Linked DNA regions of Homo sapiens: region 1 is linked to region 2. A link is a contact called in ENCODE Hi-C or POLR2A ChIA-PET data. All regions are on one chromosome and are shown on one strand. Each heading gives the region's core, a stretch centred on a gene start or an enhancer-like site at or near the end of the contact. The rest is flanking DNA. Distances are from core to core; before and after follow the strand shown.

Region 1 (5,044 bases), core at 2,164-4,663, 35 kb after region 2:
GAAAACAACCCTTCCCTCCGATGGGGTGCCTCCCTGAAGTTCGGAATCAGATGCTACTATTCGCACTCACCCGTCTTAAGGCTCTGTAAGGAATGAATGGCTGTCCATTGTGGAGTTCAGTGATACAAGACAAATTTGAGCTGCGGGATCCACCGCTCCTGTGTGACCGAAAGCAGGCCACTCCCTCTGCTGAGCACCAGGCTCTTCACTTCTGCATGAAGTCCTGGCTCCAACCCCATCTCAACATGCCATGAAAATAGATAAGGAGGAAAAAAACACACAGGAAAACTCCTTGCCCAGTAAAGAAGTGATGGTTAGTCACCCCGTGGATAGTCTGCAGGCTCCAGGCCAAATCATGCCAAGTGGGAAATTGTCTCATATAGCCAAATCCTTCTTTCAAATTTTATTTATGGCCATCAAGCTCTAACAGTTATTGTGTGCTCCCACAACATGCAGACCACCGTGACAGGACTGTGAGAAGGACAAAAGGAATCAAGACACAAAGCCGTGAAGGCATCATTTGTGGGTCAGTTTCACCATCTGCCCACTCAGTTCCTTTCACCCACGTGGGAGGGGCCCCTTTCCCCTCTCTTCCCTGCTCATTGCTGTCACGGTTCTTATTTCCTTCTGTCTTCCTCTGACCCCACTCCTCATATCAAAATCTGCTTTCCAAAAAAAAGACTCTGGTGCTTATTCATAGTACGGTGCAAATGACTGATAGCTCAAAATTCCCTAGAGAACCTTACAATTTCCTAAAGCTCAAGGTCTTTAAGCAATGAGGCTGCTCTAGTGGGATTTCTGCCATGATTGTCCAATGCAAGAGATATTGTATGGGCTGCAAGTTCTATTCAATATGCCCAAAGTCACTTTCTGTAAGTCCCATTCAGATCAGCGAATGGGAGCCACAGATGTCATTTGAAATTTTCTAGTGGAAACATCAAAAAACATTGTTATCAGAAACAGGTGAAATTAATTCTAATAATAGATTTTATTAAACCTAATATATCCAAAATATTAGTTCAACATGTAATTCATATGAAAAAATATTAAGTATTGTACATTCCCTTCCTCATACTAAATCTTCCAAACCCAATGCCTTTTATGTTTGTGGCACATCTGTTTGCACTAGCCACATTTCAAGTGTTCACTTGCCACCTGTATCCAGTGACCACCACACTGGACAGCCAAGGTCTAAACAAATGGCTGCGTAAGACACTCCCAACTTTGAAAATTGCTCAATACATAGCCAGTAAGACTACCCCTTCTTCCACGATACCTCTTCTTCCTCTGCATTCCCCTGCTCCACTGCTCCTCCTCACAGGTAACATTCAGGGAGCACCTCCAGGACGTAGCTCGCTGAAGCCTTATAATTACCCTACAGGGCAGGTGCAGGTGAGGAGAGGAGGGACATAGAAGTTGAGAACTTGGCAGCAGTCCCTCAGCTGGGAAGCAGTGAAGCTGGAATGAAGTGCGAAGAAATCATCACAAAGTGAGGAGCAGAAAAGCACATGGAAGAACAAGGCAAGTGCACGAGCACCTGAGAACATGGATATTATACACACATGTAAGTCCCTTGATTGGCAGCGGGACTGGGAAGTGTAGGGTCACAAAGCCTGTCTCCCCAGCCAGCTGTCTGTCCTCTTCTTCCAAACGAAGTCATGTAAAGCAGGAACCCCCAATCACACAGCCCTAGGTGGCTCTGTGCCTGGGGCCATTGGCCCTTCCAGACAACTAGTACTGCAAGAATGCAAAGGCAGAGGACACAAGCCTGCCTTCCAGGGGCATATAATCTAGTTGGGTAGATAATGAAAATACACCATGTGACTCAGCCCTGACAGTCAATAAACAGGCTAAGAATTCAGGGTAATCCAAGAAGGCTTTGCAGAGGAGAGGGGATTGAAGCCAAGCGTGGAAGGAGGGTAGGAAGGTGGAAGGTGTTCCAGGCGGAGGGAGCTCCTTCAGCTAAGGTTTGCAGGTGGAAAAGAGCAGGGCAGGAGACCAGCATTGGGGGCTGTGTGAGGTGAGTCCTGGTGACCGAGGGTCCCAGGCAGCACATGGGGCTTTGTGAATAGGGCTGGGGCTCCCTGCCTCAGGTGCCGGTCCTGCCCCCTACACTCTGGCTTATTCATCATCCCACCCTCCAGGTTCTCACCAGGTGGACAAAACACAGCATGATTTCTGCTCCTCAACAGCCATCAACGTTCTAACTGGGGATCCCAGTTAGGGAAGACAGCTGTGTAAGGCAGAAGCTCAGAAGAGGAGATTTAGGATCGAGATCAAGTTGATTCCCTTGGGAAGACATCCCCACATGAACCCCAGGCTGCCAACCCCCAACAGTTGAGTCCCTATTGCAGTTCTAGTTTGCTGAGTGGGAGACATTTGTTCCCCAAGATATATGGTGATTTATGTCAAAAAAAATCAAAGTGGTCCCAGCTATGCAGGAGGCTGAGATGGGAGGATTGCTTTAGCCTGGGAAGTTGAGGCTGCAGTGAGCTGTGATCACACCATTGCACTCCAGCCTGGGTGACAGAGAAAAACTCTGTCTCAAAAAGCAAAACAAAACAAAAGCAAAATGCAAGTGGCTGAAGTAAAAGCAGAGGGCAGATCAATTGTCAAACTGCAAGTCCTCAGAGTCCTGGATCCCTATCCTACCTGCCTTTCACTCTGATCTCTCCTAAGTGTCAGTTCTCACTCCCTCCCACTCTTAAGGGGAGAGCTCCTGTCCCAGCATTCCCAGAAAATACCTGGAGTTCCCTTTGCATGGGTCACACACCCACCCCTCTGCCACTGGTCTCTCAGGCCAGGATGACCACATGCCTGATCTCTCAACCTCAGCCACATCCTCCCCACAGGATCTGGAATTGGTGTGGGTTCACCAGAAACCCCTGGAGATCCTGCCCCAGCTGTTGCAAAAAGGCATAAAGAATGGATGAGAAGATACTGGGAAGCAACCATCAATTGTTCACTAGACACCACCTCTAGGTGTGCAGATCTTGCCCAGGTTTTAAGAAGAAAGTATTGTAGGGTTTGGTTTGTTTTCCAAACACTTGTCATGGGTGACAATTTTCAGGAGCAGTTTTGCTTTCACAATCCAGTTTCCCCTCCAATTATTCACAGCATAGTAAACCACATTAAACATAAATGTCACAGAATAGAAACATCTATGGCAGGGTTTCTAGTCCTTGACACTATGGACATCTTCAGTGAGATAATTCTTTGTCATGGGGGCTGCCCTGTACAGGATGCTTAGTAACATCCCTGGCCTCTACCCACTACACACCAGTAGCAATCTGTGACAATCAAAAATGTCTCCAGATTTTGCCAAGTGTCCCCTGGGGGAAAAAACTGCTCCCAGTTAAGAACCACACCCTCTTTGGGAGGCAGCCATGGCCACCCACTCAAGTTCAGGAAGAAAATACTGCCTGGGGTCAGGAGGCATTCTTGAGGGCCAGCCAGGCCTGGGCTGGAATTAGCAGCTATGCCATCCTGGGCTGGCAGGTTCACTTCTTCTCACCTGCAGCTTGGGGACAGTGAAGTACCTACCCCACTTGGTTGTAAAAAAATCATGCCGGACCACATATAGGCAGGTACACATGACAACATTTTGGTCAATGGTTGGCGTATACAATGGTGGTCCCATGAGAATTCTATTTTTACTGTCCCTCTTCTATGTTTAGATACACAAATACTGACACTGTATTCCAATTGCCTACAAATATTCAGTCCAATCACATGCTGGACAGGTTTGTAGCCTAGATGTATAGTAGGCCATACTATCTAGGTTTGCGCAAACACCACTCTGTAATGTTTGTACAACCATGAAATTACATAAAGATGCATTTCTCAGAATGTGTACCCATCGTTAAGCAACACATAACTGTATATACGTAGCCCTCACTAAAAAAGGTAGTTATCAATACCGTTTGCTATTTCCTGACACTGCAATAAAAATTGATATACTTTTTAGTCTGTGTGTTTTAGGAGAATGTTATTTGCAGGGGTAGTGGGGAACGTTTGTTTGTTTGTTCTTTTTCTTTCAAAACGGAAGCCCTGCTTTGGAAGAGCAACAAAGAAAACTGCTGCTGTTTCTGTGGTTAGACCTCCTTGAGTTTTCCCTCTTTAAACACAGCCACTCCTTGTCCTTTAGAAAGGAATGCAAGGAGAAACAAAAGTCAATCAACCTGCTGGTTGGCTGAAGGCTTCGGCGAGGCTGCGTAGTGACAGAGCTGGGTGGCCGCCCAGAGCCCGCCTGCAGCCCGCAGCCGGCCCAGCTCAGGTTCAGACACGCGCGCTGGCCGGGCAGCTGCGCGGCAGGCCCCGCACTCCCAGTCTGCGATAAACAGCTCAGGCCGTGTCTCTCCCTGTGTGGTCCCAGGCTGCAGGGGTCCCGGGGCTGCCTGCCTACATGTTTCTCATGCTAGAGAAGGGCATTCAGGATTGCAAATCTGCCATAAATAACCAACCCCTCGTCCAGATAAAGCCTATGTTCGCTCCAAAATGTTGAAGTTTGCTTTGCTTCCCTCTCCCCTCCATCCTCTCTTTTTTTAAAAAAATTATGTTCAGTGTCAGTCTACACAAGAGGATTGAAAATACCCAGTGGCAGTCATCAGGAACTTTGGAGTTTCCCAACATGACATGGAAATCTGGGAAACCGTACGGGGCGACCACACTCTAATTTTATGACCCCAACTTTATTGCCAGCACAGAGGCAATAAAGAGAAATAATAAATGAAACAGCATGCTGGAGTTCAGGAGGCAGCACCCCCAACCGAAGCTGCGTGGGGCGAGGCACAGAGCCTGTCTGTGCAGCAGCTTTCTCTTTCCAGGGAAGGGAGTGCCAACGTTCCCTCAAACACAGATTCCAGGTGGCTTCATAGAAAGATATGGCGAAGGCGGCGTTTGCGGTGAGCCTGAGCACAAGTTAGCTGCATCAATGCCAAGCATCACAGATGGGAAGGCAAACAAAAGGGTTAGGGTTGGGCTTGGGGTGAGATTGGGGGCAGGGCTCGGTTAGGATTAGGGTTGGCATTAGGGTTGGGGTGAG
Region 2 (4,302 bases), core at 904-3,403:
AGAGGTACTCAGGAAAAACGTGGCACCCACAATGTACATTTTCACTAGCCAAATTCAAAACAATAGAATTCACATGAATTCTTTCAAAACACATTTCAGTTCTGTGGAAACCAAATGTTTGAACAAAAAGCTTCTCAAAATGTTACCCACTGACAACTGTATTCAGTGGATGAAGACAAAGAACTTTTGTAATTTACTCAAGTGATCAGGTACAAAGTTCTTTCCAGAAACCATGTTATCGAAATGCTTTCTTCCTGCATGACATGCTGCTGCATGCACAAAGTTTAATGGTGTTATTAAATGTGCTGCTTTTGTATTCTTTCCATCAGTTTGACAGCCTGGTGGATTAATGGTGAGGCTGAGTGCGCTCATCTTTATTTTGCTGCCAAGAGGCTTTGGTTCTTCCCAGTAAAAGGAATCTTATTGGAGAAATATTTATGAAATGAAAAGTCCATCAAGTAAAGTGTTGGGCAATTGTCTCCAGCAATGGAACAAACATGGTGATGGCTACAAGTGACTTGGGAATCACAAGCGTCCTATGATTTGTTCACACTCTTCAGCTGTGTGTTGAGAAAGCAATAATGGCACAGAATTGCTGCCTGTAATCTCCAGCAAGTGGGCTGCTTTCATCATTCTTTTTTATCCAAAGATAAACTACATGACATAGAAAAGATTTTGGAACCGGCTTATCATGTAATTTTACAAAATGTTCCAATAAACTGGAACAGTAGCTATTCCGTGTTCAAAGGCTGCTTGAAGAACAAAAAAAGTCTTAAAATTGTACCATGTGGGAAGCAATGCCAATTTGGCATAAGATTGCTTGCAGAGAACGCAGCTCATTTGCTGGAATGTGCTGAAGAAGTGACCTACTCCATGGACTTTGGGAGGCAAGCACTTATTTTCTTCTTCAGCCTGCTTTAGACCCTCCTATTTTCCTAGCCGGAAAGGTGCTGGGATTAACTTGCTTGCAAGGAGCGCTGAGGAGCATGGACATTTAGAGACACAGTGTTAGCTTAAAAGCCTATTCCAGTGCTCCACTGTTAATTTTTAGATCCAACACTTGAGGACAATTTTTCCCTCAAATGCATGCAAATTATTGGAAATGAAGATGACTGAGGAAAGGCAGCAATCTGAAGACTGCTGCTGAAGCGTCCAGAAGGCTCCTCGAGCAGAGCACGCAGCTTCTGTTTCCGGGGCTGCTGCATTTCCTGCAACCCCATCTTCAAGTCCAGGTGGTAGGGAAAGGAGAACACTTGATGTTAGCAATTGCAATAGTCCCCCGTTATCTGCGGGAACAATCCAAGACCCCCTATGGATGCCTGAAACTGCAGATAGTATGGACCCTACATATACAACACAGGTTGTCAGACAGCACGGGTGGTTCACGTTCCCACTTGAAAACGTTTGAAGTGTGAAACCATTTGTTTCTCCCCAGTGGGACCCTTCCTGACGCCAGGACAGACTTGGCCTCTTGGGTTAGTGTCCCTGTGATACCGATCCTTCTGCAGGGATGTTTGTCTAGCCCTCACCAGACCCTTGCAGTAATACCTAGACTCTTTTAACGAAACCAGGACCAAGAATACAGTGTTCAAGGGGTGAGAACTCAGGTATACAGACGAACAACTGTACTACATTTTTCCTTGTACATAAATACCTATGAAAAAGCTTAACTTATGAATTAAGGCTAAGACACTAAGAGATTAACAACAATACCTAATAATAAAATAGAACAATGATAAAAGTATCTGTAATAAAAGTTATGTAAATGTGGTCTCTCTCTCTCTCCCAAAGTATCTTATTGTACTGTACTCACCGATTTTCAGACCACAGTTGACTGTGGGTAACTGAAACGGCTGAAAGCAAAACCACAGCTAGGGAGACTACTGTGTCTATGTTTAGAGCAGCGTTTCTCTACTGTGGTTGGCACTATTGACATTTTGGACTAGGTGGTTCTTTGTTGTAAGGGGCTGAGTGTCCTGTGCATCATAAAAAGCTAGCAGCACCCTTGACCTCAACCCAGTAGATGTTGGTCCCAACACTCCCCCAATTTCCAGACATTGCCTAATGTCACCTGGGGGGGCAGAATCACCCCTAGAACCACTGGCTTAAAGGAAGGAAAGCTGACTCACATGCTACATTTACTTCTTACACGGTAACCCACCGTGGCACCCGTCCCATTGATCTGCTTCAGGCACCAGCATCTTCTGCGGAATCTGGTGCTGACTAAGCTAGCTACCAAAGCATATTGTACGGCCCCACTGGTTTCTTGGAAATGGACTTTTGTTTCCACTGCAGATCTGAAAACAGTGACCACAGGAGCACCCTGCCCGGTGACGGTGCTGAGAGGTCACTGTTATCACACTATAAATATTAAGCTTTAAAATGTCACTGCTGGGTACAAACCTCTGGTCTGATAGAGGAAATAAGACCTGCTGTTTGATAGATCAGTAGGGTGACTACAGTCCACAATAATCTAGATACATTTCCATATAGCTAGAAGAGACTAATTCAAATGTTTCTGGCATCAAGGAAAAATACATATTTAAGGCATGGATATTCCAAGTACACTGATTCGATCTGTATGAATTACACAAATATATAAAATTACCACTTGTATCCCTAAAATATGCATGTCTTATGCATCAATTTAAAAACAAAAAATCAGATACAATTTTAACTACTAAAGTTCTTAAATGAAAACTGAAACATGATTTAAATTCTTAAATAAGGCCAGGTGCAGTGGCTCAAGGCTGTAATCCCTACCCTTTGGGAGGCCCAGGGTGGATCACTAGGTCAGGAGTTCGAGACCAGGCTGGCCAACATGGTGAAATCCCATTTCTACTAAAATACAAAAATTAGCTGGACATGGTGGTGCACGCCTGTAATCCCAGCTACTCTTGAGGCTGAGGCAGGAGACTCGCTTGAACCAGGGAGGCGGGGGCTGCAGTGAGCCAAGATCATGCCACTGCACTCCAGCCTAGGCAACAGGGCAACACTCTGTCTAAAAAAACAAAACAAAACAAAACAAAAAAATTCTTAAATGAAATTTCAGATGTATCCATGAAACCCAGAAGTTCTAAGCTGGCAATATTTGTCTTTGGTCAAATATCAGTTTACACACTTGTACATTCGACATTGGGTCACACTGTGTATTTTGAGCACACGTCTGAGAAGAATATTTATTCCCAAAGCATGGTCAGAGCACAGCAGGCACTCCAGTAGGGTGCTCAGTGGTATTTGCTGAACAAATGATTCCATCAGCCAATCCTATATTGCTGAGCATTTAAGTTGTTTGCAATCTTTGGTCTTATACAGTATCTTGCAATGAGCTTTCTTAATTAGAAAGCAACCCTATTTAATAATCCCCTTGAAAAATGTTTTAAGTGGTAGAATTATGGCATCAAAAGGTCTGAACGTTTTTGTGGTTTTTTATACCTATTATTGTGTCTTCCAGAAAATCCTAGTTATATAATCAGCAATGAATTAATGTTTTTCCCCACACTCTTGTCAGACCCTGGGTATTTTTTCAAAGGTCTCTGCCAATGTCATAGGGAAACACTGTATCTTCTTTTTATCATTTTGCATTTCTTTGGTTTGTGAATAAATAACAAAAATTGCACAGGGTCATAATGACCATTCATCACTAATTCTTCAGTTGAGCCCCTGGTGAAGTAATTGGGCTGCAGGTAAGAGGCACGAGGTATGAACCATACCGAACTTTAAAGTTTAGAGTGACACTTGGCACGGTGAGACCCTCACACTATAAGGGATGGGAACTGAGATTCTCAGGAGCTTTAAAGTTTAGAGCCACACCGCCGGGCGCGGTGGCTCATGCCTGTAATCCCAGCATTTTGGGAGGCCGAGGCAGGCAAATCACGAGATCAGGAGATCGAGACCATCCTGGCCAACATGGTGAAACTCCGTCTCTACTAAAATACGAAAAATTAGCCAGGCGTGGTGGCTTGCGCCTATAGTCCCAGCTACTCGCTTGAACCTGGAGGCGGAGGTTGCAGTGAGCCAAGATGGTGTCATTGCACTCCAGCCTGGTGACAGAGCAAGACTCTGTCTCAAAAACAAAACAAAACAAACAAAACTTTAGAATCACACTTGGCATGGTGAAACTCTCACACTATGAGGGGTGGGAATTGAGATTCTCAGGGGCTTTAAAGTTTAGAATAACACTTGGCATGGTGAGACTCTCACACTATGAGTGGGAGGGAACTGAGATTCTCAGGAGCTTTGAAGTTTAGAAGCACACCTGGAATGGTGAGACCCTCACACTATGAGGGGGTGGGAACCAAG

What was found. A loop is a pair of places that touch in the nucleus more often than their neighbours do. ChIA-PET counts read pairs that join two places held with the same protein, here RNA polymerase II (POLR2A). Pooled maps may share reads with other maps.
Region 1: a loop to region 2 is called in a map of PC-9, with 7 times the contacts of the local background. The contact joins two enhancer-like sites. A Hi-C loop is called at or near these places in 2 of 168 maps with a recorded cell type or tissue (PC-9 and sigmoid colon) and 1 of 50 pooled maps. POLR2A ChIA-PET finds 5 or more read pairs at or near these places in 1 of 52 experiments (WTC11).

Annotation. Positions count from the first base shown.
Region 1 is chr9:96,182,523-96,187,566 of GRCh38, forward strand. It overlaps LOC107987033 (a long non-coding RNA gene), which reads right to left. Exons shown (of 4, transcript XR_001746574.2): 2 at 1,277-1,458; 3 at 71-239. Among named protein-coding and RNA genes, the nearest start is that of HSD17B3-AS1, 61 kb to the right of the region's middle. RefSeq lists an enhancer at 4,567-5,044. Within about 2 kb of position 3,414, at least 4 of the 41 ENCODE cell types and tissues checked have a DNase peak (open chromatin) inside an H3K27ac peak, as active enhancers do.
Region 2 is chr9:96,148,523-96,152,824 of GRCh38, forward strand. No RefSeq gene overlaps it. Among named protein-coding and RNA genes, the nearest start is that of HSD17B3-AS1, 96 kb to the right of the region's middle. Within about 2 kb of position 2,154, at least 3 of the 41 ENCODE cell types and tissues checked have a DNase peak (open chromatin) inside an H3K27ac peak, as active enhancers do.